Linked DNA regions of Mus musculus: region 1 is linked to region 2. The links are chromatin loops, found by intact Hi-C in ENCODE. Cell type or tissue: left cerebral cortex. All regions are shown on one strand. Links, peaks and the distances in the headings refer to the core of each region. The heading gives the core; the rest is flanking DNA.

What was found. A loop is a pair of places that touch in the nucleus more often than their neighbours do. Peaks named below come from ENCODE experiments on the same cell type or tissue, not always from the same donor. Only the 100,000 strongest peaks of a DNase experiment are listed, where the experiment ranks them.
Region 1: it touches region 2 in a loop (4-fold over the local background); 2 of 42 quality-filtered maps call a loop at or near these places.

Annotation. Positions count from the first base shown.
Region 1 is chr15:9,853,512-9,869,969 of GRCm38, forward strand. No RefSeq gene overlaps it. Among named protein-coding and RNA genes, the nearest start is that of Spef2, 110 kb to the left of the region's middle. In left cerebral cortex, for the core only: no CTCF peak of the experiment used is centred there; no DNase peak of the experiment used is centred there.
Region 2 is chr15:10,297,563-10,314,020 of GRCm38, forward strand. The region is part of intron 2 of Prlr (prolactin receptor); the gene reads left to right. Among named protein-coding and RNA genes, the nearest start is that of Gm41269, 52 kb to the right of the region's middle. In left cerebral cortex, for the core only: no CTCF peak of the experiment used is centred there; a DNase peak (open chromatin) is centred at 9,140.

The DNA.
Region 1 (16,458 bases), core at 5,394-13,393, 440 kb before region 2:
TAGTGTTTCACACCCAACAGAATGGGGAAAAATGTTTTTAAGCAATAGAGTCCAGTATTGTTAAGTACTGAAACAATGTGTGTTCTCAAATACTGCTTGGGATGAGGAATACAAACAGCTGTATCTCCTCAGAGAACAACTGGCCGTGTCTGGTAAAGCTGGAGATGAGGTGTAAGGGATCTCATTCTTAGGCACAAATCTCAAGCGCATTTTTACACCTGTTGAAAAGGAAGTGAACTAAACTATTCATTAGAGCATTGTAAAAGAACTAGAACTGATACAATGCTTATCTGTATCTGGTATGTATGCTCTGATTTTTAAAATCAGTACTTTTTGTTTAATTGTAAGAAAAAAAGGGAAGACTTTTAATTGGAAATATCTAATTATTCATTATATCACCAGAGTCCTTTTTGTTTGAAATATTTATTACAAATCAAAAATATGCTTTTTAATTAAAGAAAATAAGTCATTTGTATAATTCTAGAAACAAGAAAAGCAGTGAGCAGCATCCTCCATCTCCATCTGAAACAAATTTACAAGATTCAATCAGATCTGTCTGAGTAGGTTCTGGTAACATTTGATCCTGTTCAAAAGCAAGTATGGGGATCTATGTGGAACTGACCAGTTGTGCATGGGAAATGTATGAAAATATCAGGTGTTTGAACTCTAAGAAAACAGAAGTCATTGTAGTGAGTTGTGGCTTGGGTTCATGGCACATGGATCAAGTTTCTAGTTGATCTCATTTATAGTTTCATACATAGGAATAAAGATAGAACATGGTGACTTAATTTCTATAATGTTTGCTAATTATTTGAAAATACATACAATATATCTTGATCATATTCACCTCCCTCCAACTCCTCCTGTACTGAGCCTCTTTTCCCTCACCTCTCTATTCTCCCAACTTTGGTACCCCACACCACCCATTTATCCCAGTTTGTGTTATCCAAATGCTCTTAGAAGTTGAGCCTGACTTGGCATATGGTCAACCTACTGTAAACTCCCTCTCCCAGGAGTATCAAAGTCAATATCTCCTCAACTCGCAGTGAGATTTTTATGCCTCCACCCGCAGTGCTAAAACTTTGTCCGATTCAAGCTTATACAAGTCTTGTGCATGCTATCACCATTTGCTGAGAGTTTACATGTACAACTACCTGTTTCTCTGGGGGAAAAAAAAACAACTTTTCTCTTAAAGTCACCCTCCACCTCTGACTCTTATGACCTTTTTACCCCTTGTTCTATGAAGTTTCCTGAGCCTTTTGGGGAATACTAGGCTGTATACATTCCATTTAGATCTGAGCACCCCACAGTTACTTGTTCTCTGCTCCTTGACTAGTTGAGAGTCTTTTTGCTGTCATCTACTACTTAAGGAATCTTCTAAGCATGGAGTTATGTAGTGTTCTATGAGTATAGCACTAAGTAATTAGGGGCAATTTTAATACCTTGTCCATTTAGCAGTGTTATAGAAGAAGATGTGCTCCAGAGTCCATGGCCTATCTCCCCAAAAGGGTTCCATATCATGGAGCAGGACTTAGATACAATCAGAAAATGGCTGGTTAATCCCATAATATTCATGTCACTTTTGCATCAGTATGTGTAGCTTTGTAAAACCAATCATTATTGTAGTGTTCAGGGCCCACCTTTGGGTTAGATCAGTAGCTATTTTCCCTCTCCTGTGCCATGGATAATGATTTAATAATGGATGAGTGAAGAGAAGGCTGATGCTTGAGAACTAACAAAGTGAGTAAGAAAGGAATGACTGTCATAAAGAAATCAAAGATGAAAACCTATGGTAAGATAATTATATTACTATCAAAATGCATACTATACATCTTTGTATCTTTCCCACTCAAATAAGGAAAATGTGAATATGTGCATGGTATTTGTCAGTTCCTGTTATAAGATAGAAACTGAATAAATTTCAGTTGAATTTTGATGAATGAATGCAAGAATAGGTGACATGTAGCCAAGATGATATGTTAACTATGAGGGTATTTCTTCTGAAATTTTTTATTCGGGGATGTAAATTGGAAACACTTGTATATTTCCTTGGTTGAAGAGCAAAGGAGAGAACACGTGCTTCCAGTGCCTTTGTCTGCTTCTCTCTCCGAGGATGTCAAGTGCTTCCTGTAAGCGGCTTTACCAACCAAAGAAGGCCACAGTAGAGAGAGCTCAGTCCCCAAGTGCCTATTTATAAAAATGCATTCAATTAAAAGATAACATGAATTTTCTATGGTTTAAATGGTCCCCCCAAAATGTAAACTATAAGTTCAATTTTTATTGTAAGGCATTAGAAGGTAGGAGCAATTGAAATTGTTAAGAAGTAGTTGGATCGTGAGAATAAAGTCCTCATGAATAATCCACTTCATTGATAACTTGACAAATCAATGGGCTAATGGGTTATTTCTTTTAGAATGGCTTTGTTTTGAAAGTGAGCTCTCTTTACTGTGCATCCTCTTATTCTGTTCCACCATGAAGTGGCCCAGCAGGAAAGCCCTCAGAAGCAGGTGTCAAAAAGATGAGAGTAAAGTTTTCTCAGACTTCCAGTATTAAATTATTTCGGTCTTTGCCTGTATTCCTTATGATTTGCCCACTCTGAAATATTCAGTGAAGTTACAGCATCAGAAAAATAAATTAGCATTGGCCCTGTTATGGGAAGAGAAAAGAATTCTATAAAAATTATATATTAAAAAAATCAAGTTTTAGATCTTTATCTCCTACGAGTTCCCTTGTTCAATGTCATCATTTTCTCTAACTCCTCACATGTGTTGGCTGATATTGAGACACTTCAGACATTTTAATTATTTACAGATGAATCTAATCTGAGGTTCTGATTTGGCATGTCAGCTTTATGTGTCTGCTGATTGTCTCTGAGACTTCAAACCACATTTTGCTTAATTATTTATGATTAGATATTCATTTACCAGTTCCATGATTTAGAAGCATTGCTTAAACCTAGCGTCCCCTGGTTTCTTCATGCCTCTAATACTGTTTGCCAAAGAAGCTGAAACAAAAGGCTGGCAATGTCTTCTGGAAAGTATACCCACTTTCTTTTTCAAGACTGCTACTGCCAAGCACGTCCTCCTGCAGAGGTTGCTATGACCACTGGCTTAGCTTTTTTAAGCTTTAAAGAGTATGATATCAAAGAAAAGAAAAAAAAAACAATTTTTGATAGATTACCGCTCTACAGTAATTTTAAAAAGGATAATACTGAAAACTTATTAAGTGTCTGACTGTTTTTTAAGAAATTGTGAATACAGTGGCCAGTTTTCCACATAATTGTGCCCTGTTATTGTCATTATTTAGCATAAGATTATGGGGCACAGTTACTGTGGCATAATCACAGAGTCCCAGCTGTTATGTGGGAGGCTAAAATAGAAGGATTATTGGAGCTCAGAAGTTACAGATCAGTCTTGAAAGCAGAGAAAGACCTTTTCTCAGAAAATAATTATAGGAAAAGGATACAGCAAATATACAGATAGAAGCATATCTATGTTTTATATAAGAAAAGTGATGTTATGTTATTGGTCCTCAAAACTGGACATATGTGAGTTCCAAAAATCTCTCTCCCATTCTTAAGGTATGTAGGCATGGCTGGTAGATCTTGTGGGCATAGAGAAGATAATGAAGCAGTATTTTTAGAGTGGAGGTAGGAAGTCTAGCATGGTAAGTGCTTTCCTTAATTAAAAAGCACATTGACACCCCCGACCCCAGCAATTGCTTTTCTCAGAGGGCTTTATCACATGGTCAAGGTGAACACTAAACTCACACTACATTCCTGAAACAGCTGGAGACAGTAGATGTCTAATCTAGGCTTATTTAATCCCTCTCACAGAAATATACATGTGGAGCCTGCTTTCCACTGCTGACACATTGGTGGAGGATACATGGGGAAAGCTGACATCCCAGATGTGTTTCTTACCTACAAAAACTGGAGTACATGACAGTCCTCCTGTATGTAACTGCATCCATCTTGAAACAAGATACAACACTATTACTTCACAATGTTGTGGGAAGTTAAACAATGCGCAACGCATGCAGTGTATGGCCCAGTAGACATATTACATAATCATTGTTATATATTAGTTTTGATGTAATAACCAATCCTAATTTTGACATAGTCGCCTAATACATAGTTCTATATCTCTGAGAGGATGAATGTCACTATTTGGATCTTAAACGTCCTTCAAAGTCTCATGTTCTGGAAGCCTAGTGCTCACTATCTGTGTACTGGGAGAGGGTGGGGCTTTAGAAGGTGGGGCATAGTTAACAGAATTGTGTCACTGCCTTGCCCTGCCCCCAAACACACTCCGCCTATCTCCTCCCTCTCTCCTCTCTCTAGGTGTTTTATTGTAAGATCAGGTGAGCAGTAGTCCCTGGCCATGGACTCTTGACATGATACACTGTCTTCTAATAGAACCAAAAGGAACTGGACCAAATGCACAGAATAAAACCGAAGGTGAGAATCAAAGTAAACTTTTCTTCAGATATTTGACACAACTTTAGAAAACATACAAACAGAGAGAATAAAGGGTTGGGATAATATGAAAAGAGATTGGAGTATTATTGCATCGTTTTAAAATTGGAAGACACATAAAAGAGGTAATATTTTGGTCCCTGGAAAATCTATTTAACTTCTTTGGAGGATGTTTTCCTTGCTGATCGATAACATAAAGGATTAAACTCAGCGTATTTTAAAATCAAGATGCTCTGAGGCAGAAAGAATAAAATACTATCATGAGGTTTTATAATGTGTCAAGGGAAAACAGGGGCTAAGGATTAAATGGAAAAGGGTTTTAGAGTTCATGTGCAATGGAAGAACAGAAAAGAGCAGTTATTGAGTCATATAAATTGAGAATGCCAATGACCTGCTATTAAAAAAAAAAAAAAAGACATCTGGAATGACTTCAGGGTCATGGGGACCAGGAAAAGCAGAACTGGCTCCAAGCATTTGCTTCCTGGATTGCTGAGTAACAGTGTTTTTATGCTATGAAGTCGTTTTACTGATAAGTAAATAGGCTTCTTCAGTGACCAAAACTTACGACTGACACAGCCTTTCCTTTATATGAGTTTCACCAGTGTCTTATTTGCTATGATTAATTTAAGATATTGGTGACCTGTCCTTCCCTATTTAGTATAAATTTGGTATGTAAAGTAACTTCTTTGTTGTTTAAAATAGAATTCTCAAACAAGAGTATTAAGTGCTGAACAGTAGCCATGCATATCATTTTGACTCTCAAGTTGCATCTCAAAGATTACTATTAAATTCATGGAGTTTGCCCTGTCCCACTCTTTTCTTTTCACATTTTTCTTTTATTGAAATACATTCTTATATGATACATTCTGATATGGTTTCCCCTCCCATAACTCCAACTCCTCTTTTCCCATTCAGACCCATATTTTTCTGTTTCTCCTTAGGAAACCAACAGACATCTAATTAACAAAAAAAAAAAAAATAATAAAATAAGATCAAACAAAAACAAGCAAGTCAGAATATGAAAAAACAAAGATAAGGAAAAGAGCCAAAAGAGGAACAAGAAACACAAAGAGATGTAGGGTCACATAAATCTGTACACAAGGTAATTCCATAAAATCCTAAAACCAAATAACACAATATAACTGCAAAGAACCTGTAAGCTAGAGGGAGGGAGGGAGAAGAGAGAGGGAGAGAGAGAAAGAAGAAGAAGAAGCAGAAGCAGAAGCAGAAGCAGCAGCAGCAGCAGCAGCAGCAGAAGAAGAAGAAGAAGAAGAAGAAGAAGAAGAAGAAGAAGAAGAAGAAGAAGAAGAAGAAGAAGAGAGAGAGAGAGAGAGAGAGAGAGAGAGAGAGAGCTTCCATGACAACATTGGTTTCACTATATGCTGGCAATGCACTGCTCTCTACGGAGCCTGAACATCAGAGTGGTTTGCATCGCCATGACACTCCATTAGAGAAAACTAGTTTTTTGTTTGCAAGTATTTATCAATTATAGATAGGTTTTGGGTAGGGATGGGGCTTGTATCCACTTCTCTTCTTGGCACTGACACCCTCATGTAGTTTCTGTGAGTTCATCCATCCACCAATCTTGATGTTTTCAGAAAGCCTTAATTCCTTGGTGTCTTCCATCCCCTCTGGCTCTTATATTCTTTCTGCTGCTTTGTCTGCAGACTTATCTGAATGCAGTGGAGAGGGTTTTGAAGAACACATCACATTTAGGACTGATGGTTCCAAGGTCTCTCACTCTTTGCATATTATCTGAGTATTAATCTATGTTTTTGTTCTCATCTGCTTCAGGAGGAAAGTTCTCTGAGGATGGATGAGCCAGGCACTGATTTACAAGCATAGCAGGATGCCATAATGAGTCATTTTGTGGATACAGTCCTTTAGCAGATAAGTAGTATTGGATTTTCCCCTAACACCTGGGCTATCTCATCTCGGTTTCTTGCCTTGCCTGGATGGGTTTGGTCTCATGGAATAGGATTTAAATCCACTTAGATATTGATTGGTTATTCTCACAAGATTTGTGCCACTATTGCAAAAACACATCTTGCAGGCAATTTACCAACATAGATGGGAAGAGTTTGTAGCTGGTTTGGTGTTTACCTTTCTTCTTTGAAAACATGCAGACTACCTTTCGGTACCATAAACACTAGTCAGTTGGGGTACAGTTCTAAGTAGGCACCAGTGCCACTGTTCAGTGAGTTGTGTAAGTGTTATCTTCAGTAATGGGGCCTTACCATCAGTTCGTGGAGAGCAACCAAGATCCTTGGCAATAGTGTGGATTGTGTAGGGATTGCTATGGGACTCCTTTGGTCAAAAACTTGATTAGACATAATCCATTCTCAGCTACTGGAAATGTTTTTTTTTTTTTTAAGATGAGAGATTTCCTGTTGGGGCTCTGTCTCCCCCTCATTCTCTTTCATTTAGATTTCCTACATAGACGTAGACATAGAAATTATGCACACATATACACACACATACATACACATGAAGCTTCTACTCCACTAGGTTTCCACATTATCCCTCAAAAGGCCCTTAGTCTTAGCTGTCCCTCTCTCTAGTCCCTCCTACACTCCCTATTCCTTCCCCCTTCCCATTTGAGTCTCACATTCCCACTCTTGTTTACCCATAGCTACCAACCTATTCTATTTCTCTTTCCTAGAGCTTCTGATAAATTATTTAAGTTAAGACTCTTATTTGAGAAGGCAAACCCATGTTCTTCAATGTCTTCTTCTTTCCTTGAGTGACCTTCTACTTTTAACAAACTGCATGCAACTCTACTCAATATATATATATATATATATATATATATATATATATATATATATATTCATCTCATTTTTAGTTTTTTTCTAATTTTGTGAAAATGAGTGTTTTACCTGTATATATGTGTTTATAGTGTGTGAGCCTGTTGCCCACAGAGAGCATAAGATGGAAGTAGATACTATGGAACCAGAGTAATGGATGTCTGCATGCTGACATGTATGTTTTAGAATCCAAACTTGGTTTCTCCAGAAAAGAAATGAGGATTAATGACCCACCCAACTCTTGTACTACCCTTTAGGCAGAAGTGTTGATCTATGTAATTGCTATAGGTTTATTTTTCGTTGTAAGGTACTGTGTGTCTGCTCTTTACTGTGATTTCCTTCAGTGTTTTTAGAAAAAAATGGATGTATATCTGTAAAAGGTCTTCACAGTGGTAGAAGGCACGAACTGGACTATGAAGCAACTAATGTCAGAGGACACTGAGGATCTGACATGACCATAGTTAAACAGAATACCACCATTACTTGAATAACTGCAAATTTTTGTGTTACTTTACATAAATCTCACTCTTATGTCATTTCAAGTAGTTCCAAACATTACAAGAGTAACATTCAGTGAGAGCTTTGCAGTAGCCCTGAATCTCAAGAGTTTGAAGTTTGCAGACCAGCACCCTTCTCAAAAGCCCCAGGCATAGAGCTTTAGCCTCAGTGATAATTGTTGAAATTTGACTGCTTAAACCTTCCAGTGCCGGGCAGTGGTGGCGCACGCCTTTAATCCCAGCACTTGGGAGGCAGAGGCAGGCGGATTTCTGAGATCAAGGTCAGCCTGGTCTACAGAGTGAGTTCCAGAACAGCCAGGGTTATACAGAGAAACCCTGTCTCGAAAAACCAAAAAAAAAAAAAAAAAAAAAAGAACCTTCCAGATACTGTCAAGATAGATGTTTTTTTGTTTTGTTTTGTTTTGTTTTTATGAAGAAGGTAATCTAAAAAACAAATCTTATTTCATACAACTTTGGATTCTTTGAAAAACAGTCCGATTTACTCTTTCAATTGCCCATTCGTGTTGTATGGTGTCTTATTTTGGTTTAATACACATGGGATCACAGAGGGCTTTTTTTTTTTTTTGTCTTTGTGGAAATAAATGAAAAATTATGACTGTAAGAGTGAAAGAGCCTTTGGAGTTGGAAGGCAGTTAGAAAAGGGAACCAAGCAACCATCCAGCTGTGGTATGAAATGTAAACATTGCCAGTCACCTCCACCCTTGACAACACACATCTGGACCTGACTGACCTAAACCTGATCTTTTCCTCATGGCTGAGACTCACGATGCATATCAAGAGGTTATCAGGATCCTGTTTTATGGAGTCTCTTGTTGTGTTTATACATTCTTTCTTTTTAATTACTTAACTTCTAGTCACGTAGCCCACGTTCCTTCATAACATGTAAATTCCCACATTGGCCTTCATCAGAAATGGATTCAGTTCTCTGAACTTACACTTAAATGGCAATTCCTAAAATTCTCTGAAATAATATTCTTCCTATCTTCACAGTTTCTGAGTTCACTTGTTATTATTATTCTAAACCAAGGTTCTATAACTGTGGAAGAAAATTAAAAGGGTCGATCCCATTCTCATCAGTTCTGTGTCAGCTGGGGTCAGGAAAAAATCAAAAGATCATGTGACAACTCTTGCTTTCAAGGGACAATATGAAGATACGGTAAACTTTCAAGTGATGTCCATGGGAATCATGTTCCAACAGTCTCACTACTCATTTTCACCATAGTGTTGTCTTCTCTGTATCAACCTTGGTTTGTGTGACCAAAATAACAGGACAGGAGTAAAGGTGCATCAGCTGTGAGATTCAATGAAGTAAGTGCTCTGTGGCTTCATTGTCCTGACACACATCAGACACACACACACACACACACACACACACACACCACACCACACTACACCACACCACACCATACACCCTTTTCCAATTCACTAGTTCCATCTTGGAAGGCACCCTAGGAAGATGCTCAGAGGAACAATAACTAGGCAACACCTAATGAGGAATAGAGAACTTCGCTCCACAAAAGACCTTAAAAAAACAAACAAACAAACAAACAAACAAACAAACAAACCAAAAACCAAAACTCTGCAGACCACATAAATCTTCAAAGTCCTTCATTCATTTCAAGCTACTCTTTAGACTGCCATACCTTATTATTCTCTGGCTTAGAACAAGCAGCTGTCAAAGGTCTGGTAATAAAAGTATATTGTTTTGAGCTTGACGTTTGGTAGCAACATGTTACGTGTGAATATGTAGTGACTCCATTACTCCTCACACTAATATTTCTGTCACACATGAGGAAGTAGAATACAAGTGCTACCTCAGAGGGCAAAACAGCAGAGAGAAAGATTGCCAATAGAGATGTGCATAAAACATGCTTGGGCATAGAATTTCTCTCCCCAGGGAGATCTCTGATGATACTGTGTCATGTATATTATAGTAAGCATTACCGCCTCTGTAATTAAATGTCTTCTGAATCATAACTTATAGAAGGTAAACAAATAATTTGATAAATAAAATGAATGTAAAATCTCAAGCACAATTGAGGCTGCTCATAATCACAATGGTAGCAGGAAAAGGGCGAAAGAAGCTAAGAAAATAAGGTGAATCAATTAAAATAGCAAAATGGGAACGTTACTATTTTAATATGCTGATATTTAGTTATACAAAGTAAAAATATTTTATCTTATTATTCATTATTTTTTGAATGAAGTAGGTAACCTTACAACAATTATCAAATAATATTGTGCAATTGTTTTAGAAAATGATCTTATTGCTGTTTATTATTTAAGCTGTATTTTCATCCAAACAGATTGATATTTCATATTTGTAATGAAAAAGCTTAATATATAGTTAACATACATAGCTAAAATAAATACCACTTTCTTAATAAAAAAATAATAATACAACTCATTAATTTTTCTTTGAAATTTCAACACTTCTCTTTTGTGGAAAAAGAATATTATTCCATTCTTTGCAAGAATGTCTTTACCAATCCTCTGAGAACTTCATTCAGAAGACCTTGGTCATATTTACCTCCTCTCCCAAATCCTTCCAGACCTATTTCTATCTCTCTATCTTCATTCATTTGCTTTGCTTTGCTTTGCTTTGCTTTGCTTTGCTTTGCTTTGCTTTGCTTTGCTTTGCTTTGCTTTGCTTTGCTTTGCTTTGCTTTGCTTTGCTTTGCATGTACCCATTGACTACGATTTGTGCTATCTGGATGCTCCTGACTGTGGAACCATGCACTAGGATGCAGATGGCCCACCAAGGATGTGACTCTGAGGCTTCCAGACCCATCACTGATCAGTTTCAGTAATTAGCCTTCACCATTTCCACAGTCCTATTTTTCTGTTTAACATGCATGTGCTTCATGAAAAATTGGCTTCAGGCTGTATTTATTTCTAACCCCAGACCACAGAACACATTGGCATGGTTTAAAACATCTTCCTAATAATTAAAGTATTTGAAAAACCATAAAATCCATAACAATCATGCTATTTTGTTAAGACTGTATTTGTTTTTTTTTTTTAATTTTTATTCTTTAGAAGGCCTCTATTTGAACTATGTATTTTTAGCTGTGTATTTTGGGTGGTTTACTGTTTTCAGTAATTCAGCTAATCTTTAACATAGCTTTGCAGAAAGTTACACAATTCCTAGAGATTTCCTTCAGCTTGCTCTCATTTTGTTTGTTGTGATGTAACAACAGTTCTTCTGGGATTCTGCTCACTATCCCCCACCCCACCCCCCAGCCAAGCTCAGAGCATCATATTGTTGGCAGCCCCTCTCACACAACTAAGCCTTACAGTTTACTGTCTACAGTGCTCAGGATTCTGTCATTTCACTCATCTGTCTGAGCATTTGACCCTGTTCAGATTTGGGCACTATACTATGCAATACAAATCTCTTCCCCTGTGTAATCTTGCCCTGTGGAAGGAGCACAGTCAAAGATTTGTGTAAATTAAGGTACTTTAGAAAAGCAGAACTGGTAGAATACATAGCTATAAATCTACATCTGCAAGTAGGTCAGTGTGTAATGGATGTGAGTATCTGTCTGTATTTACATATATACACAGAAATGTAGTACACAATAGCCAGCAAATGAAACAGAGATTGACCACAGATGACACACTGGGTTATGGAGCAACCATGCTGACTGCTATGTGCAGGATCGGAAAGCAGAACATCTCATGGGATTAGAGTTTGCCAAGACTTTGGGCCTGAGAATCAGGAAATGTGTTGAAATAAATCCCAACTTGAGGCTTGAAGATGATGAAATACAGTTTCCAGCTCAAGCAGTGTTGCAGATAAACCAAGAATGTGGAGGAATGTGTGAATGCCTCCCTCTCCCAATGTTTGTTCAACAGGTTAGATGACATTCCCCCCAAAATGGGGATATTAGTGTATTTTACTGAGACCACAATTCTAACACTGATTTTATGAGGAAACACTTCCAAATAAATAAATAATATCAAATCTGGACACCCACGCTTAGTTAAGTTGATGCATAAAATTATCTGCAGGGCTTGACTAACTAATATTAAAAACAATAAAAACCAGTAGACAGCAAAAATGCTCTTTCATTTAACATTTCAATGATGTGAATATTCAAAAACAGAGACTGCTCCTGGGTTCCTGACAGTTACAAGGCTGGAGGCAGCAGGGGCAGGGTGGGTGATGAGACCAAGACAGAGACTGAGACAGAGACTCAGAGACTGAGACTGAGACAGAGAGAGAGAGATTGGGATTTAACTGGGTTTAAATGAAACCATTAGAGACAGTTCCAAGCTCACTCCCAGAATGCTGGGTCCAGTAAGTCTTGAGAAGGATTCAAGAATCTTGACTATGCAAGACTCCTAGAAATCAGGTTTGGCCCCACACTTTGAAAAGGGTATTGGAATGGATGTTAGAATAAGATCATACGGGTTCACTGTGTCTGTGCTCATGGCATTAAAACCAGAAAAAAAAAAGAGAGAGATGAATTTAGTGAATGCCATGAGAGGGAAAATCACCACCGCCCTTCTCATTTCTCTGTAAAGTTCTTTACAGGTGATGCAATTAAAGAAACGACTGGCATAGTTCAAGAAAAAATTATGAAACTTTCTAGTGTGAAAAGTTTAAGGCAAGTAGCTATATTTGATTTAACATATGAAAATACAACAAACAAGCGAACACATGAAATCTAGAATGGAGCCTCAAAAGGAAATAGGCCTCTTAGTCAGGTAGATGAATTTGAGAAAATAAACATGATAGAGGCTGCTTTAAAATCACTATGGGTTATTTGTTCTGGTGATTCTTCTGAATTGAATAAAAAGTTTAGAAACATATGAAAAAATGTCATCTAATCTGGAAAGATATGTGAGCTAGGCCTTTGCTTATGGAACAGTGATTCTCACCATTACCTTTGTAGTACAGTGATTTAAAACTGTTCTAGACACTGAGAAGTGCTTATTAACTACTAGGTTTTAACTGCTTAAACTATGGTTATAGATTGATGTAAAGCTTTTCTGGTTGTCGCTGGGTACAGCTAAGGTTCAGAACTACTGTTCTGGCTGAGATAGAAAACTAGTCTCTGATAGATAAACATTCAAACACTCCATCCTGAACTTACAGAACTCTACTGTTCTGCGTAAGTATGAAACTCCCACACATTTTTCTAGAGAAGGCATTTAGGTGAAAGTTGTGTTTTGTAACAGAAAATGAAGATTCATGTCTTTTATTTTTCTTCATGTGTTCTTTACTTGGCTAGTGCCTGTGACTCGTAGTGAGATTGGTTGGGAATCTATCACAAATGCCCCAATTGTAAAATTAACTGAAAGTTACATGGTATGTAGAATAATGAATACAAAGATAGTCATATCATAATTCCCAGTATTCTAATACAGTGAACACATGAAGGGGATTACAGAAGACAGAAGAGAGACAATGCTGGGAACTGACCCCTGGTCTTCTACAAAAGCAATAAGTACTCCTAACCCCTGAGTTCTCTCTCTCTCTCTCTCTCTCTCTCTCTCTCTCTCTCTCTCTCTCTCTCTCTCTCTCTCTCTCTCTCCCTTCCTTCCTTCCTTCCTTCCTTTCTTTCTTTCTTTCTTTCTTTCTTTTTCTTTTTCTTTTTTTTTAGTTTTTTGAGACAGGGTTTCTCTGTGTAGCCCTGACTGTCCTGGAACTCACTCTGTAGACCAGGCTGGCCTCGAACTCAGACACTTACTTCTTTCAACAAAAATATCATGAGTTGAATAATCAGTTTGCTGAGCACTATGGGTAGAATGATAAGCAAGATGGATGTTCAGTACCATGTTCAGATTCTACTGCAGGATACAACAAAACCTGTAATCAAAAAAAAAAAAAAATTCCAAAACTAAGTCAGTTATTGAACCAACAATGGCACCTATGTTTATAGTAAGCCCATGCAGAGCTAACTGCATGAAATAAAAAGTCAAGAGTATGTAACAAATAAAAGACCTTTCAATTTTTTTTCCATTAGCTACCCACATTAAAATCATCCAGGAGTAGTTATTATTTCCAGTAAACCAGAACCCAGTACCTGGCACTCTAGAACCTCAGAGAGTTCCCAGAAGGTTCCCTTTATTCATTCTTGAACTGGGAGGTCTCATGCACGTTTTTGATTGCATTGTAGAACTGGTAAAGTTTTACACAAACACACACACACAGACACACCACACACAGACACACATTTGAATAAGGCTATCTGTCTCCTTAAACAATCATCCATGCATAATGTATAAGACATCATTTGGAAAGGTAATTAAAAAGTTCTGTACGTATAGTAAAGCATCGAGTTCATACATTTAAGGAGAGCTGAACACACAGACAATTTTCTTTAAATGTTTGATCTGTGGAAAATTCGTTGACTCTATTTCATTTCAAGTTGGTTATGTTTGTGTTTGTCCAGTGTTTGCAGGGCTAGAAACTAAGAAGTACTACATCAGAAATTACCAATTTTCTCTGGGTACTTTGTATCATGTGTCATAACTGTGACTAGACTTCTACAAGTCTGGTGCTTAGATTTGGACCATAAGACCCCTCTTCATTCCATTTAAATTACTTTCAAGGTTCCAATGTAAAAGAATCTGAGATGTCATTGGTACCTGAAATACACACAAGGAACCCAGGGGCACCTCAACCATAAAACTCTGCAAAGCAGGTTACAAAATAGATTATAGGTTTGGTGCAAAGCACAGTGTAACCACTTTGGAAACGGTACTCCTGTGTTGTATCTCAATGTGTCTGAAGTGGAAAGAGAAAACATTCTAAGTGATTATCCTGAACCCTTTTAAGCTAAGAATTCTCTAAAGCAGTAATTGACATAAACAACTGCTTGAGATTTTACAGTGTAGGTAGCACATACTTCTTCACACTTCTGTTTTTCAAATAACTGCAAAGCTCTTAGGCAAGCAACGTGTATTGTATATGTAACACTACAGTATATGTATGCAACTGCCTTCTGCAATTTCAATGAAAGTAATTGCCAGGGTCAAGACAAGATGACTTAAGATTCGGCTGAGAGCAAGGACTTAAGGTTTAGAAAGTAGCTTCTGATACATCCAATGTGGCTTAGATGTGAGATAGCAACTTTCCACACTGCTAACAGCAAAGAGACAGAACACTAAATTTAGTAACAGCTTACCTTAAATTATCCATAATCTTCTTATGCTGGAAAATGAATACATCTTAACCTAATCCAGGTAACTTATTTCGACAGCAAATCCTAACCAAAAGTAAATGTAGCCATATTTCCATGGTCCAAGCAAGGACTATCAGCAGTCTCTAGGAGACTGAGGTCTGATCACAAAGCAATGCTCTGTTTTATAATTAGGGGGAGGGGGATCTGGAAAGTAAATCCTGTGAGTCAGAGGAGTTTTAATTATTTGAAAGATAGACTAGACCCAATACCCCACATTTTAGTATCTAAAAGGGAAAAAAAAAAAGGAAAGAAGTGGAGTGGGCACAGAAAATGAGCCTGGAGCATCCTTTCCTGCCAGACAGTAAAGAAGCGCTCAGTACAGCCTAAACCATACCAATAGGAACCAGACAAAGTCAAACTCCTGCATCATGGCCAGTGTGTTAAAGAGTGGGTAGAAGGTTTCAGGGGTGACCCATGGGCATCAATTACTTCTATATCTTTGCAACCAAACTACCTACAGCCTTTCATATCCCATTTCCAGGTCTCCATGGGTGCTTTATAATAGTGTGTCAAATATTCTTACAAGAAAAATGGAAGAGGTGAACCCAAGGTCAGCTAATGTAAGGAAGCTAAAGTAAGGGGAGTTTCTTTGCCATTTTCATTATGAACCAGACTTCTGTTTCATCAGAAAGAATATTTTTAAAGTAAATAGTCAAGAGATGAATGAATATGGCTTATGACTCATAAATATGAAAAAGACTAAATGTTTAGGATGAAAGTTATTCACAGGCAAATAATAATATCCAATAATTTCAGTAATATCTTCCCAAAATATTTGATACTCTTTGGGTAAAGATCCTGCTTTTGAAATAGGTTTAGGTTGACTTTTCTCATTAGCTCTCAAGGCAGTGGCATGAAATACTTATATCTAAAGTAGCGGGTCTTGAAAGCAGGCTTTGGAGGAATTTTTTTTTCTGGGTCATTTTCTAGACTACTGTGAGAAAGAAAGATGCATGTCCTAGGTTCATGAATCAAAAATTAGAAACATTAAAATGTATTGAAATAATTAGTATATTATTGACTTGCTCTGTGAGGGCCAAATAATATATATATTACTCAATGCACATGAAATATTATTTTCTATATTCTAGGAACATTATTTTGTATAACATGTATTTGATATATTCTCTATATTTATCTTTTAGACTTATAACATATAATATGAATTTCCTTTATGTATGCATTCACATACATAGACATCATTAAACATTCATTTTGCAGTTTTCTTCCTCTGTAGCCTTTAGATTTGAACACTAATATCAAGAACAAAGGCAAAACAGAGTAGGAAACACAATTTTCCTTCTTTCTTTTTATCTTCTAGCATTTTGCCTAAGGAGGAACTGAGTATCTGTCATGGAAAACTATTTCTTTTATGGAAATAAAATAGCAACAAAACTCAAAATGTGCCCGTCATGTCTGAAAACAAAGTCATCACTAACAAAATTAAGCAATGGAATTTT
Region 2 (16,458 bases), core at 5,960-13,959:
GATAATGCTGCAAACTCAGCTTGTCACTCCATCCCTGTACAGAGTCCCCAGCAAGCTCACTGATGGTACCTCATCTACTCAAACTGCTGTAAGAGGGGACAGAAGCAATTGTTACTAATTCTGTTGCTGCCCTTCTCAGAAGACCCCTTCTTTCAAGCAAAAACATACCTAGTAATTGCAGAAAAAAATCAGTGTTTGTCTCAGTGTATACACTAGGTCTACCGTCTATCTTCCTGGCAAAAGTCAGGTGGAAAATGCTACCCCCCAAAATACTCTGTCTGCCTTGAGATACTCTTAATCATGGCAGATTTTATTTCTCTAGAAAACTGAGTTAGAATGTTTCCATTCATATGACTTTCAATAGCCTGTAACCAAATATGATATATTCTCACACTTGAATGAACTCATCATTCATGATGTCTAATAGTCATTTGCATTCTTGGCTACATGAAAGATTGGATTCGATATTTTCCTTTAGCATGCAAAGATATGCAGAGTAGATATAGCCTTTATGTCTGATAAACTGTAAACACAAAATCCACCACTGACTAAAACAGTGAAGAGGAAGTAAGATCTAAGGCTGTTTAGATAAAATAATATTGAAGATGGCAACAAAAATTAAAATGCTCACTTTAAATGTTTCCCAACTAGCTGACACATCCAGCATTGTTTGGCTTGGAAACTTGACAAAGAGCAAAGAGTGAACGAATAAAGGGCAGATACACATACAGAAAAGCCAAGTTAGCCAGGCTATGCACACTCTAAAAGAACAGCACTGTACTGGCTGGTTTTATGTGTCAACTTGACAGCTGGAGTTATCACAGAGAAAGGAGCTTCAGTAGAGGAACTGCCTCCATGAGATCCAACTGTAAGGCATTTTAGTGATCAAGGGGGAAAGGCCCCTTGTGGGTGGGACCATCTCTGGGCTTGTTAGTTTTGGGTAGTCTTGGTTCTATAAGAGAGCAGGCTGAGCAAGCCAGTAATGAACACCCCTCCATGGCCTCTGCATCAGCTCCTGCTTCCTGACCTGCTTGAGTTCCAGCCCTGACTTCCTTGGTGACAAACAGCAGTATAGAAGTGTAAGCCGAATAAACCCTTTCCTCCCCAACTTGCTTCTTGGTCATGATATTTGTGCAGGAATAGAAACCCTGACTAAGACAGGCACCAACTCCACAGCACCCTGGAACCTCAGCGTGTTGACTCTGTAGAGCACAGGAGGGAGAATGTGCCTAATCTCAGTAGGAAGTCTTACTAGCTATGCAATCTCAGGGCAAAAACTTCCAGGAGGAGAAATTGTGTTGCTAGTTTTTGCCCACACTGGTCAGTTGGACTGCTTGAACACACTTTCAACATTTGCATTTGAACCAGAGGAAAGCTTTACCATCCCTCTAAGGCTCCAACTAGGCGTGCAATCTTTGCCATTCCCATGCATCTGAGGAGTTGGTCTTTGACATGGCTGTAAACATGTCAAACAATACATATTCACTCAGAATTTCATCTGTTCTTGACACACTCAAGACTTACGTGTGGCTCTTCATACCTAGCAATGCACCCCTTGCCTTCCATTACAGCAGAACCCCAGTGTTTCTCAGTCGGCATCAACCTTTCTCTTCATCTAAGCCATTACACGTTACAGTTAGACTACTGAGCTAGCTATGTCAAGTTTTGCTATCTGCCCAAGGCAAATGGGCCATGCTCTGGAGATTCTACTTCCTCCCAGGGCTGAGTAAGTCCAGACTCTAAGCTTCTTCTGCATCTTTTTGTGGCATGACCCCAGAGAGGATACTTGGAGCAGCAAGCCATAGCATGCCTGGCTAAAGGTGGATTAAACACTGGGCATGTAGCACTTTCCTAAGAAATTCTGGGAAAATCAGTTTTAGGTTTGATTTAGCAGGTCATGATAACTTCAAGGAACCAGCGTCAGGATGAACGGTAGAAGGGGGGCTCCTCTCCCTCTTTCTTTCAGCAGAGAGGGAATTTTCTGCTATGCCTTCATCACTAGAATTTAGTGGGATGGCCATTCCTAAGGCTGCAGTCTGGACAAAAAAAAAAAAAAGATTACAATGGCCCTGATTAGCATAGCCTGTTACTTCCTCATCCCCTGGGGCTGGATGCCTGATGCCTGACTGGACTCTGCATAAAAACAAAGGGAGAAGTAGTTGTTGGAGAAGAAACTTATGGTATCTGCCAGGCTCATTGGGTGGATAGGACTGTGTCAAAGACAAGACAAGGAAGTTTGTTCTCACCAGAGAGGCACCCTCCACAGGGAAGCAGCGTCATCTCCTCAACCAGGTCAGATCATTTATGACAATAGGCATGACACCTACAGAGCATTTTTTTCCCTACACTTGTCATTTATGTGCTTTACTGGAGACTCTTTGAGAGATGGTATGTGTACACTAAAGGAGTTCTTTCTGACAAAATTTATTTTATGTCCTGTTCTTACATCTAACTATACATAGCTAGATGAAAAGATGGGTGGATGAATGCATGGATGGATGAGTGAGTGGGTGAGTGGGTGGGTGGGTGGATGGGTGGATGGGTGGATGAGTTGGTGAGTAGATGGATGGATGGATGGATGACTGGTTGGGTGGATGGGTGGGTGGATGGATGGATGGGTGGATGGATGGGTGGATGGATGGGTGGGTGGGTAGGTGGATGGATGAATGGATGGGTGGGTGGGTGGGTGGGTGGATGGGTGGGTGGATGGGTGGATGGATGGGTGGATGGCTGGCTGGGTGGATGGCTGGGTGGATGGCTGGGTGAATGGCTGGGTGGATGGCTGGGTGGATGAGTTGATGAGTAGATGGGTGGTTGGATGGGTGTATGGATGGGTGGATGGATGGATGGATGACTGGATGGGTGGATTGATGGGTGTGTGGATGGGTAGGTGGATGGATGAATAGTTGAACATTTAAATCACTAACATGGGTCAATCTACCTGTTTTCTAACCTGCCCCACTACACTCACAGCTGGATCTTTATATATTCACTCCTTTCCATTCCCACCCAACAAGTCTACAATGAAAGTATTCACTCTATTCCCTGAACTAGCCTTGGGTCTGGTTGTTACCTCTCTGACTGGTTGGTACCTTTTCTGCCCAGAAGGTTGCTTCTGAAGAAGAACAAGATGGAAAAGGGAGAAGGGGAAAGCAAGTAATTATCTTGGTAGATATAGTTGCCCAGATGTTTGAATGCAGAAGTAAGTCTGAAAGAACATCTTGTTCATGAGTGATAAAGTGTGACTCAGAAAAGTAGAGACAGGTTGTGCTCCTAAGGGGAGCACAGAGAGGAGGGTTGACTTTGGGACTGGTTCTGAGCATTATGAGGTGGGAGAGATGTGTAGGCTTTCTGTGTTCCTGGCCCAGTCTGTGAACCTACAATTACTACTATCCTTTAGACTTCCAGCTCCTAGTGCTTTGTATTACAAGTCTGTTGAGCCAGAGGAAAATTTACACAGAGAATCTCACACCAGGAGCCCTGCTGAAGTTTCTTCTGAATAAGATGGCCTGGTCCTTCTCGGGGCCCCTGAAGAAGATATTTTCTGCAAAACTGCCATTCACCTACTTGTCAGAAGCTGAATGGCAAATAATGGGTTCCTGGATGTTTTAAATGCACTCAGACACAGTAATGCAATTAGGGAAAGTAGGAGGAAGTCTCGAAAACAACTGAGCAGCCAGTGGGCATGAGAGCTGTTGAAATCCTTCACTCTAGCTTGAGAGATAGGTACATGTTCAGCTACAAAAATGGTTCATGGAGGTTGGTTCTCAGCCACTGCTTTACTCATTGCCAGAGACACAGAGGTCCGATACTCTATGGTAGCCTCTGTTCACACCACTGAATGTCAGGTTTTCCTTAGCGAGCTGGTTTTGTTGCATTAATGATGGTGTTCAAATCTGCCTCCTCAGTTGCAATAGCAGTCACTTTTTATTTCGTTACATTAGAAAAGTAGTCATTACCCACTTTAGAATAATATTCCCTCCCAGAGGGATTCACCATTTCTGTGTTAGCATGAATCTGTTTCGTATCCACTGTCTGAGCACCCGTGCAAAGACATTTGTGAGACATTAGGATCAGGCATGTCTACTTCCTGTATCTAATTATTCCTGCACTTCACCTCTGGAAGTCATTGAAATTTTAATCACATTATGTCAAGGCTTAAATAATATTCCACTGTTGTCTATGCTATGATCTGGTTAAGCAGCCCTTTAGGATCTGGTGTTTAGATTGTTTTCTAATAATTTGGGCTTTATAAATAACACTACAGAGGTGGACTCTCTTTATTCTAATGTTTTGTGCACCTAGGTTCACTCAGGTTAAAGTTCTGAAGTGTATTTTCTGATTCAATGTGTATCCGTATTCTTGAGACTTAACATATGAGAAAAGTTAAACCAATGTACACTCAAACCACAAATCCAAATGTATTTATACACTCAGTAATACCATTCTGAAACCTCCAGGGTTGTAAAAAAAAAAAAAAAAAAAAAAAAAAGAGTAAAAATAAAATATTTTATATGAAAATATTTTGAAAATTAAAATTCCATTAAAATAAACATTGTCATACTATCTATTTTTAAATGACACAAGTAGAAGATGTCAGCTTCTTTGATGAAATATTGTGGTGTTAATAGCCTTTTTAAAGTCCCAAATCCTTGCTAACTTACCTCTCTACATTCGGCAGACACTCAGACACTCAACACAGGTTATTTCCTCAGAACCATTTACTGAATACCCATAGAGTATAGAGCTTTGTTTTAAATTTGAGGATTAACACACACATACACAAAGAATTAATCAATGAGCTTCTAGTCTAGCCTGAAGAGCTACTAGAGTGGGGAATTGCATAAAGATAAGTCAAAATCATTATCAGGACTACCCTGTACAACAGCTTTGTGAGACCTAAAGTGTCTGCTGGATGGGAGATGGGACAGAGAATCAGGAGGTATCTGGTCTTTCCATTGGATGACCATGAACCTATCTTTGCTGCTTCTAAAAATACTCATATTTTCTAGTAGCCAGAGTTCTGGATGGAAAGAGAGACATCATTTTGGGCAAAGACTTATTTTAACAGTCTATATGGTAGGATTAATAAGATCCCAATGTTAAGTATCATCTACCATTGCTCTAGAAATCAATAGAGCTTTGTGGTGAATTAAATACAAAAGGAGGGGCTGACTATACAACTGTTTGGAACCATAGTAGGACGCAGAGATTTTAGGGAAGTGTGAGGGAAAATAAGGAGGGGGGGGCGCAAATATTGCCACTGTTGGAAGAACAAGACAAGGAATTTTGCCAAGTATCTAACGTGTGGTGGCCAGAGAACCCTTCAGCTTTGTCAAACTACAAAATCCTTGCTCTTTTTAATGCTTGGAGTGACAAGGGTCTGAGTGTAGTTTCCAGATGGGTGCCTGGTGAGAACGAAGGCCACCTACTGGAAGCTGTGACACTTCAATACTCACCCTTCATTCTGTTCATGTGTAAGCTCTACCATGGACTCAGAACAGTGGTGCTGAAGCTGGAAACGCTTCCCTTGAACTGTGCAGGGTATAAACTGCCCATGACCTGCTTCTCTTCTCATTTTAATCTGATGGATACCCAGGTTCCCATGTGCTTGGCACATGAGCCTACAGTTTTAAAGAACAAGTGGGGAGTGTAATGCCATCTTTTAGACCATAAAGGGCATGCAGAGGTTTTTTCCCAAACACCCAGGTATGTGTGAGCCCTGCCACTTAAGGACACCTAAGAAAAGCATCTCAGGCTATTATAGTTTCAAATAAATTGACCATTGATAGAACTAAGAGTATCATCAAAGCGACCAATTTTTCTCCCAAATCACATTGGTTTGATAATATTAAATCAATTTCTGTTTCTAAAACTCAGCTGACAGCCTTTGGACTACACTGGTGCCTGCCAGGCTATGGACTGAAATCTTTATGGGTGATTCCCAAGTAGAGTCTTTGTGGAAAACAGGAAAATTGAACTAACCTTTGAGTATTGACATCCCAAACTATTATCCCTTTCATAGTTTCAGAGAGTAGTCGTTATAAGGCATGGTGCTGATTAGATGTTATGGAAACAGGCAGTCATTTTATTCTTATAAAGCAAAGAGTAACAATGATTTGCTGGGGATTGCCTGGTCATTGTTATGGTAGAAAAGTATGTAGATGTTTACCTAGGCCTGTTCTACTTCATTGACCTGGGAAAACTACTAGTCAAATGGAAAGTGGGGCCCCGATTTGCTTGATAAATAGCAGTGTAATGGAGGACCTAAGAAATACAGAGATACAGAGAAGTATTCCTTCCATAACTTAGAGCCACACTTGAGTTTTATGACATTAAGCATGCTCTGTTTTTTTTCTAATTGATAGTTTCTTTTGACATGTTTTTATTTACTCTTTGAATTTTTCATATAATATATTTTGATCACATTCCCTCTCCCATATCCTCCCAACCAATCTGTCTATCTATCTATATATCTATCTATCTATCTACCTATCTACCTATCTACCTATCTATCCATCTATCTCTATCTCTATCTCTATCTCTATCTCTATCTCTATCTCTATCTCTATCTCTATCTCTATCTCTCTCAAAATAAAAAATAAAAAAACAAAAATCAAATCCAGTTTTCCTTGGCCAACAACTCTTTGACAGGGGACCTGTTTTGTTGCTTTTACCTTACACCACTACTTAAAGCTCAGCTAAGCAGCTCAACTCTCTGGAACACAAATGAGATCCAGAAAGCAAACCAAATAGACATTTGGATGAAGTACATGTAATGAAAGCCATTTATCTATAAGACAGGTGGAAAATTCCTTTGGTCCTCCCTCACAACTTATTGTCATCATTTAAATGACTTCAACTTTCTAAATTTTTATTTTCATGTTAGCTTTCCAACTTTGCAGATCAAAAGCAGCGATGGAATGAAATGGATCTGTTTAGGCCTACTAGAAGAGAGTTAGTAGCAAAAACAGCTATTAACTATTAAATTAAAATTTTTAGGGAGCAAAAACAATGAAGGATAGAAAGGTCGGGAGAAGAAAAAAAGACAGCTAACAAGAAAATAGCTAGGCACTGAGGATCCTTGTGTCCTAGGTATCTGATTTAAGGGTCTTTGGTCTGTATTTACTCTCGGTATAGCATCCTGTGACCATGCCACTCACTATAACTGATATGTTCACAAATGATATCAGTGTTCTGATTAAGAAGTCATAGAAGTAAATAATATTTACATTTGTATCCAATTCATTAAAATATTTTTTAACTGAGAACATGCTTTACATAGCTAGATACATAGCTACCCTGTGATGTGTTTTCATTGAAAAATACACATTTTTTAAAAATCATTTTATTTCATTTGAAGATTGTACACTCGAAGTTTTGTTTGCTGCTGAAATTCCACACATTCCTTCAATTTTCAATAATTATATTTCTTATGTAATTTGGCTATTAGCCAGATGCCCTGGAGCCAAATCTCATTGTATGTTTTAGTACATCTGTTGGAGCCAAATCTCATTGTATGTTTTAGTACATTTGTTGCTGAGTTCAGTTTAATGCACATGAAATGGTATTGGAGGAATGCACAAGACCTTAGTCACTTGAAGTGCATCTTAATAGGAAGAAAGAATTCCCTGATTCAAGGGTACATGTTATTGCTCCTCTCCTTACCCCCGTGGATCTGAGACTGTGAGAAGGGGTGAAAATATTATGTTCTTTATGGTTTTCTATAAGTGAGTCAGTCCGAGTTTGTAACTTAGTGGTAGATTGCTCACTTCAAAATCCTGACGCTCTAGGTTCAAACCCTGGCACTACAAAGAAGGGAGAAAATGGTAAAGCAACCAGTCATTCAGCAAGTGTTACTGCACCGGTGAATGTGTGCAAAGTGACAACGCGAATGGTATAGAAGCTGAACAAAATGACTTTGATAATAGTGTTCACAGTGACACTGAATCAGCACACCAGACATCAAAGGTTTACTTACTCATAGGTACTACTTGATTGAATACTGTAGTTATCACCCAAAGTAAGCAGTAATAGCCAGCCATTTCCAGATTATTCATAGATTAGTCAGGCTAAGTAAAACCAAGCATTTCCGATACTCAGTCTCTAGCTACAAAGCTTACTAACTGGATTGTTACTTCTCAGCCCTATAAAGTTCAGTAGGTTCTGAGTGGAATTCTAGAGCTTCCCTTCTGTTCCATGATCTCTTGAGTCTACAAACTACTACAGGCCAGGAGAGAGAAAGGAATGTGCAGACAAGGATGTGGAGGGGCAGAGTGTATTTATGGAAAGAGCTTTAAAGGTCAAGACTAGACCAAAAAAAAAAAATGTAGCCTTTCTCCCCATTCTCCAATGCCACAGCTCAATCATCTGACCCCATGTAACCATAAAAGGAGCAGTTAGAAGAACTTTAGCTGTAGAGAGAAAGGAAGAATAGACCCAAACTGTGGCAGGTTCTGGATCCTTTTCCTTCTCTTGTGAGGGACTCTCAATATCCTCACTGAAGTGGTAAAGAAAAGTACAACTTAGAAAGAAGAGATAATTTTGACATATTCTTGGGGTGAATTTCTTGTTGGACTTACTAGTTTTCTCAGATGTAGGTACAGCTCATCCTCAGTGCTCTAAAGATATTCCCATCAGACACCTGGCTATTTTCCCATTGATGCTCAAAGGAGGCCATGGGTTACTCAAGGCCACACAGTCACTGTGAAAAGGGAAGAACTGGACCTCCCTCACACTCCTCAGGCTTAGAGATGAACCTGGACCAGATTTTCTCAAGTCTTTGGTTTCCTTTCAGTGCATTTTGGAGTTTTTGGATTCAAAAACTCCAAAAATCTCAAACAGGCAGCCAGGGAGTCAGTAAACCGATAATTAATCTTTTTTATTTTCGTTTTCAATTTTCCATTTACTTCCAAGCTTGTTTCAAGAAATTAAGAAACACACAAAAATAGATAAGCTTGTTACCAACAGTAATTTGTGTGTACTCATGTTTTAAAAGGAATCTAAGGTTCTTTTCTGTTTAATTAAACCGCATGCACACATACACATACAGCTCTGTAAAACAGAATTTTCTTCTAACAATCTGGCAAAACATATGTCTCCTCCTACTACAGTGGCCTCTTGGTAGTGACAGCTTGCCATAGAAACAAACTACAGTGAGATTTCTGTGACTTGAAACAACATTCATTTTTTTAAAAAAACTCTTTTTATAAGAGGCAGCAGGCTGACTCTGGTGCTGCTGAGATTATCTGGGCTCCTCTGGGCTCTGGAGAACTTTTTGCCTTCTTGTTTTGCCACCCAATTGAGGATTTATTATCTTATACTAAATAGCTCCATAACTTAGAAAAGAAAACCTCAGCCACGTCCTGTGACTGTTTCTGGATGGATGGATGCAGCCAAAGTATCACCCAGTCACCACCACCTTTCAAATGGATGAGTCTAAAGTAACTGGATTGCAGTGTGTTCCCTTTCCAACATAATGACTCAGTATGCCTTATAATTATACATGCTTCCCCATGACTCGGAATAAGAAAATATTTGGGGACAATAATCCACTTAGCCTGTCCCACCACCACCTGACCTTCATTCATCGAAGTCTCAAATGTGGCATTTCTCAGAGAAAGCAGCCTCTCTTTCTCTTTTTCTCTGTTTACCTCTAAATGGAGCTCTCTAAATTCAGCTTCAATGTCAGTCACAGAATTACATTTTTCAAATGTCCCTTCCTGGGCCCTACATCCAGAGACATATGACATTAGGAGATAGTGTATACAGAAAAGTCTCTAAAGACAAGGCCCAGGGAATGTCTACTACTATAAAAGAAGAACTACTATTGGCCTCACACAGTACCCAGCATTAGAGCCACCTTTGGGAAGTTGGTTTGAGCATAGAGACCCTTATCAAAACAAGGGAAAACAGCCTTGGAGAAGTCACAGTCTGTGGTAGCAAGGTCACCTTACCTGTTCCCTGCTCTCATACCAGGTACATTTTGTATGTCTAAGATGGGGCTCCTTAAAGGTAGGATCAGTGGTCCTCTGTAGATATATAAAGTAGAAAGCATGCGATAAATATACAAATTCTGGTGTTCAACTCCTAAGATCTTCTTCACCCACTAGCTATGTGATCTTGGGCAGTTCATAGAACATGTCTGAGCTGCAGCACCCTTATCTGTGAGATGAGAATAATAAGGGAGATAGGGTCCTAGTGGCCTTTAATTAATAAAGATACTGAGGAAGCCATATAAAGCACAAAGATTACAAGTTCAAAGCTTGCCTTGGACACAGGGTAAGTTCAAGATCAACATAGTCAACTTGGCAGGACTATCTCAAATATAGTTGGAAAGTGGAGTGGAGTTATACCTAGTAATAAAGGGCTTTCTTAGCATGTGAAGCCCTAGGTTAAAACCTTACTACCAGGGGGAGGAGGAAGAGAAAAAGAAGAAGGGGAAGGTAGGGGAAGAGGTATAGGGAGAGAGAGGAGGAGCAGAAAAAAGAAGAGGAAGAGACAGAAAAGGAGGAAGGTAGGGTTGGGTTCAGACTCAACCCCACTCTTGTATATTATGTATACATAACCTATACACATCTTCCTGTACACTTTAAATCATTCCAAGATTATTTATGATGCCTAATATAAGCTAAATGATACATTCAGTTATCATACTACCCTATTTAGAGAATGACAAAGAGTCATATTTGGTTACAATGCAAATGCTTTCCAAATGCATTCAGTCTGGAGTTGATGAAACTACAGATGCAGAAGCTGTGGATGTGGAGCGCCCAACCATCTTCCGAAGCTCAGGGGACACAGTATAGGAATGGAAACTCTCCCACACTGGGAGTGTGAATCGTGGTTTGAAAGCCACTGCAGCCTGTGGAGCTAGCTGTGAAACATTCTATCCAAAACATGTTGCCTTTGCACTGTTATTTATTGATGGATGATCTCATGAGTAACTGGTTCCTCTGGACCTCAGGCCAACATGGATTTTCTAACATCTGTCCAAACTCTGCCCTGGACAGGGAGAATTAACATTTACCCAATTCCTATTCTTTCCTTTAAGCCAAAAAAAAAAAGCTGATTAAAAACAAAGCTCTGCAGTAAAAAGAGGCAGCAGGGACTCTAAGTTGAGTGAGTTAGTGTAATAGGAGATGGGTGTGATGCCTCCACCTTTGGGTAAGCATCTACATGTTAAAATCACCCTAGTGCAGAAGTGAATACAGCACTGAACTGTAATTTGCTACATCTAGCTTTGAAGATAGAACTCCCTGGGACACTACTCTGATGTTGGACCAACCTGTGCCAGCTCCCATTTGGACCGCACTGTCTCTGCTAGTTAACTCTACATCTTACAGAATGCAGCTGTCTGCATACCCAGCACATGGCCGTACACAGCACAGCTTCCTCTCAGGAACCTCTTCAGTTTTTGAAACAGGAAGAGAATGGGGTATGCAAACTCAGAAGTGAATGTTTTAAAGTGTCTCCATAGCTATTGCTAGTAGCTTTCACACAACCATGATGATCTAGCTAAACCACTGAGCAGTTATCCAAATGGCAGCCAACTTAGGATGGTGCACAGGGAGACAGATCTTCTGGAAATTTTAATTGAGGATAAATTACCACCCTGTGGTGTAAGCATCTTTGCGCTAGATTCATTTTAATAAAAGAAATGCAGATCCCTTATTCCTAGCTGGAGTTATTGCTCTGAAAGCCAACGTACAACAATCTTAATCTTCAGCATGGTGTGAAACAGCTAATCCCTTCTGTTCTTCTCTTCCCCCTGGGAAGATTATGTCTTTTGTTTTCAAAATTAAATGCTAGCATTCTGTATTGGAAAGAAAAGTCAGACTCCTGAGAATCAAGGGGCACATGTGAGGTTCTTACCCAGTTATTTCACCCTCTGGCCATTTAGTACTGGGGGCAATTGAGGTGATCCAGTGAGCAGAGGAGCCCAAAGGATGTACCTAGCAGTGCATAACACTTAATAGATAAATTTATTTAATATTAGTTTACAAATTATGGAGGCTTTTTTACATTTGGGAGACAGAAATGTTAGAAATGGATTTAGGTTAGTGGAAGAATGTATGGCTGGCAGTACACTCAGTGCTTATAGTAAAGAACCATTGTTGGTGAGCTTTATGTGTGCAGGGCTTTCTTATGAGGGTCTTGAGTGCTACCAGAGGGAGAGTCTGGTTTTTACCCTGATAAGTTCTCTGTTCTCTGCCACATTGCCCTACAACGTTAAATGTACAGGTAGCAAGCGCTAAGTGGATTCAGTGAGTTTGGTTTGGTTTGGTTTGGTTTGGTTTGGTTTGGTTTGGTTTGGTTTGGTTTGGTTTGGTTTGGTTTGGTTTTTAAAAAAGCACATGAATTGAAAGGAATAGTGTTAGGGAGGGTTGGTGATAAATTGGTGGGGAGGAAAAGGGGGCATCTTTGATCAAAATGTATTGTATATGTATATGAAATTCTCAAACAGCTTTTAAAGTTGTCCAAAAACCAAAAACAACCCTAACAGTAGAATTAATGTAGAAATTACAGTATCACATTCAGCAAAATATAAATGAAATAAAACAAAAATAAATTATGTGAAACTACATACAACAACCAGAATGTATCATACAACAAGGTAGAATGACAGAAACTGGATACGCACATTCATTAAATGCTTATGATGCGATTCTATTACAGGAAGTTGGGAAGTACTGTTGGGCATGGGGTAGAGATCAGGAGGAGGCACTGGTTGGATTTCTGGGCTACTCTTTGTGATCTTTTGCAACTTAGGTGGAAGCATAGAGCTATTCACTTGATGATAACTTATTGCAAAATACCTAAGATTTATTCTTCTTCAAGTAAGTCTTAAATTGTCTTTGTCCATCAAAGACAAGGTTTATAAGAGCTAAAAAGATCCTTAGACATTCTGCCGAGCTTACTGGGAACAATTCTAGGGTTAAGGAGACTGAGTCAAATAGAGAGACCACAGTGACAAAAGAAAAAAAAAAGCAGCATGGAGAAGAAAACTGGAAGTATCTCCTAGCACCAAAGGATGGAAACAAATCCCACATCATGGGAGAGTTAAGCCTTCCTTCAGACTTTTATAATTGATAATCTCAGTGGTGGGTGGGCCAAAGCATGCAGAGAAGTATAAGCAGAAAGGACTACATCAGAAAAGCTAACATCAGGCAGTGATCTGGTGAGAGTTCAGATCTGTCCTATTTACCTCTTGAAGGTAATACTGTCTCCTATTATTTGGGATGCTTTCCACAATGTGGATGGGAGGGAATACTGTAGGCCATTGGACCCTGCCTAGTTTTCCATCTAGGAAGGAGTCATTCTAGGTTCCCAAAAGAATGAGCCGGACTATAGATTGCAAACTCAGCTGTTGACCTCAATGGAAGAGGGTTGGTTTAATGGAGAACAGTAATAAAGAGGGGCTTCTGGAAGGAGTGGGTCTAAGTAGGACCACTGTTGATGCACAAGGCATACCTAGGGGAAAATGGTTAGTTTTCTTGGCATTTGTGCCACAGCAGGATGGGGCATGGGAAGAGTCTGAATAAGGTAATGCAAAGTGGCATGGTGATGAGAGAGTCTGAGAATCCAGAGGTGAGAAAGACAAATCAGATGGGCATGGACAAAGCAGATGAAAGTTAGGAACTCACTGTAAACCTGCTCAGAGACAGACTTTTCACTTGTCAATCACAGTCATACTTAGAGAGATGGGGATGTGTGCACCCTAAGATGACCTTAAGCTGAGTATGAAAGGCTCAGGTTTTGCTAACTGGACTCCAGATATTTGAAGCAGTTGCACTATACCATCATGCAAAGTTGTGGGTCCTCATCGGTATTCCAACCCCAACTGAAGCAGTCAATAAGGAGGGCCATGCTCCCTTCAACCTGGATCTGCTTGCAGTGAAGAATGGATTCAGAAAGATAAAAAAAAAAAAAAAAACTTCACTTAGTCTTGTGTCTGATTACCATAAAATCTTGTCTGTGGATCAGGAGAGGGTGTGCTCAATGCTAGGACAAAAGAACTATGTACTGTGCGATCGGGGTTAACATTGAGCATAGCCAAAATGAGTGGCCATTTTGTTTCCCTCTGAAAGTTTTCTTACCACATCATGGTTACCTTGCCAGAGGATAAGGTGAAGATTGAGTTGGGAAGTCACTGTCAAAAACGCATTGGGAATGTGTCTAATTCCTTGACACGGGCAGCTTGGGGCATTAGGAAGTGCATGGGTGTGACCAGATTCCAGCATATGTAGAAAAAAGTTATCTAATGAGAACACCAAGCATTTTTACAACTTTAATGAGAAGGATTTTTGATCCTACACCAGCAGAAGAGGAAATACAAACAAATAACTAAATCCACTCTGGCTTCTGCCTACCTGGATTCCTATCTGAGTATTTCATTTGCAAAACAGTCATAGACCTGTCTGGCAGAGGTTTCCCGATTTCACCCACGAAGGGTGATTTATAGCATGGTGATCTCAGATGTTGTTTTATGTGATGCCCAAAGGAGGAGGGAAGTTTTAACACGGGGATATTTTAGAGCACCTTCAGCCAGGAAGCAGAATCTGACTCCCAAGCCAGGCTGAGTTTAAAGTATGTTCAAGATGAAGAACGCTTCCCAGGTTATACACAAATAAGATCAACAGCATTAGACACCCTTAAGAACGAGTAGAGCCATAACTGATGACCTCTGTCTACCCTAGCTCTCTGGCTCCTGCTTACCCATGTAACCAGGTATTTTTCTCTCCATGGGTCAATTGCTCTTGTCTTATGTATCACTCTATAGAAGGGTCAGTTTCACTGTCTGTCACAGGTATCACACAACTCTTGATTTCTCAGATGCTCTGGGACTTGCCAGATCTCTCTCCCTCTCCCTCTCCCTCTCCCTCTCCCTCTCCCTCTCCCTCTCCCTCTCCCTCTCCCTCTCCCTCTCCCTCTCCCTCTCCCTCTCCCTCTCCCTCTCCCTCTCCCTCTCCCTCTCCCTCTCCCTCTCCCTCTTCCTCTCCCCCTCTCTCTCTTTCTCTCTCTCCTGTCAGCGTGTGGATAACAGTCTACTAAATCTCTCTACACTCAGTCTCTGTACCTGTTAAACCGAGCTGGTGGAAACCAATGTCTCCTTATGAGGCCATGAAAAAGACAAAATAAAATTCAAGTGATGGAAGAACTCACACCAGTGCCTGTTAGAACAAGTTCATTATTTAAAACCTATCAGAAGCTGCTGAGCACTTGGTTTAAAGAGGATGGCCCTGAGAGATTAAAAGAAGTAGGTTAGATTGAGACTGTGCTACCTAGATGTGTATTTGCAAGGAATCTAGGCAAAGCAAGCAAAAGGTCTCCAGAACTTTGCTGAGCCCATTAATGGATTGGATTCAGTTCTCAACCAGAACATTCGATAGAAGGGCACCGCTTGTTGGTATGTGCGTACCCCAAGCTTCCAGTGTCGTTAAAATGTCTATTTTTGAGTGATTCCACAGCAGTAGTGGCAGGTGTTCTACACCTTCAGAAAGCTGTCCGTTGCGTGGTATGTATTTGGCAGACAGAGCACATCCCCTGATCAGGAGGATGGATTCTGTGCCTCTGGGGGCTCATCACACATCTCTTCACAATGCTTGAAGAGTCTATGACGGAGAACTTTGCCTCCTAGATGTTCTTCCCTTGATTTAAAAATAAAATTTAAAAGGAAATGAAAACCATGTGCTTCTGGAAATTTATATGTCGTTCATCAAAATCTATTGTTTTTTTGGAGCACTGTCTGAAGTCTAATAAGACTAATGAGTCTTTTTTTTTTTAATAAAAAAAGTCTTTAAAATCTTTCTTAAAAAGGCAGGAACTTGAGAAGCTTTGAAAACGGTTCCAAAGAGTAAAAATAATAATATTAATAAATTGCTCAAAACTCTCAAGCCCTGCAAGTTCAAAATTGACTTAATACCCTGAACCCAAGAGGTTTGAATTATTACTGTTCATTGTCTCTTGTTATGGGGCTTTACAGAAGGGAGAAAGAAGCCACACGGAGGGCCACTAAAATTCATTATGAGGTTTGCTTCACAGCCATGGCCATATCCCTGGAGAGTTCCTGAACCTTCTCAGCCTGAACTTAGACAGGAACCTCCACCCTGACCATCCCACTCTCAATCTGGCAGGATCGATAAATTGACCTGGTTTATGCTCTGGATACTGGAGCAAGAACCCTCCATGAATGGTTCTCCTGTGGGGAGCACAGTCTATATTATATAAATGGGTGATGTGCTATTAGACAGCTAAACAATCATGTGGAAAGATGAATGCAGAAAATAATAAAATAATAATATAATAAAATAAAATAAAAAGCCAACAGCCTGAACTGTCTTCCTGAAGAGACTTCCCCTGAACTCTCTACACTGTTGTCTGACGACCTCTTGTGGTGAAATCTTTGCCAGCAAGTGTGAATCAGGGCTTCTTAGCCAAGCCATCCCATGTTACATT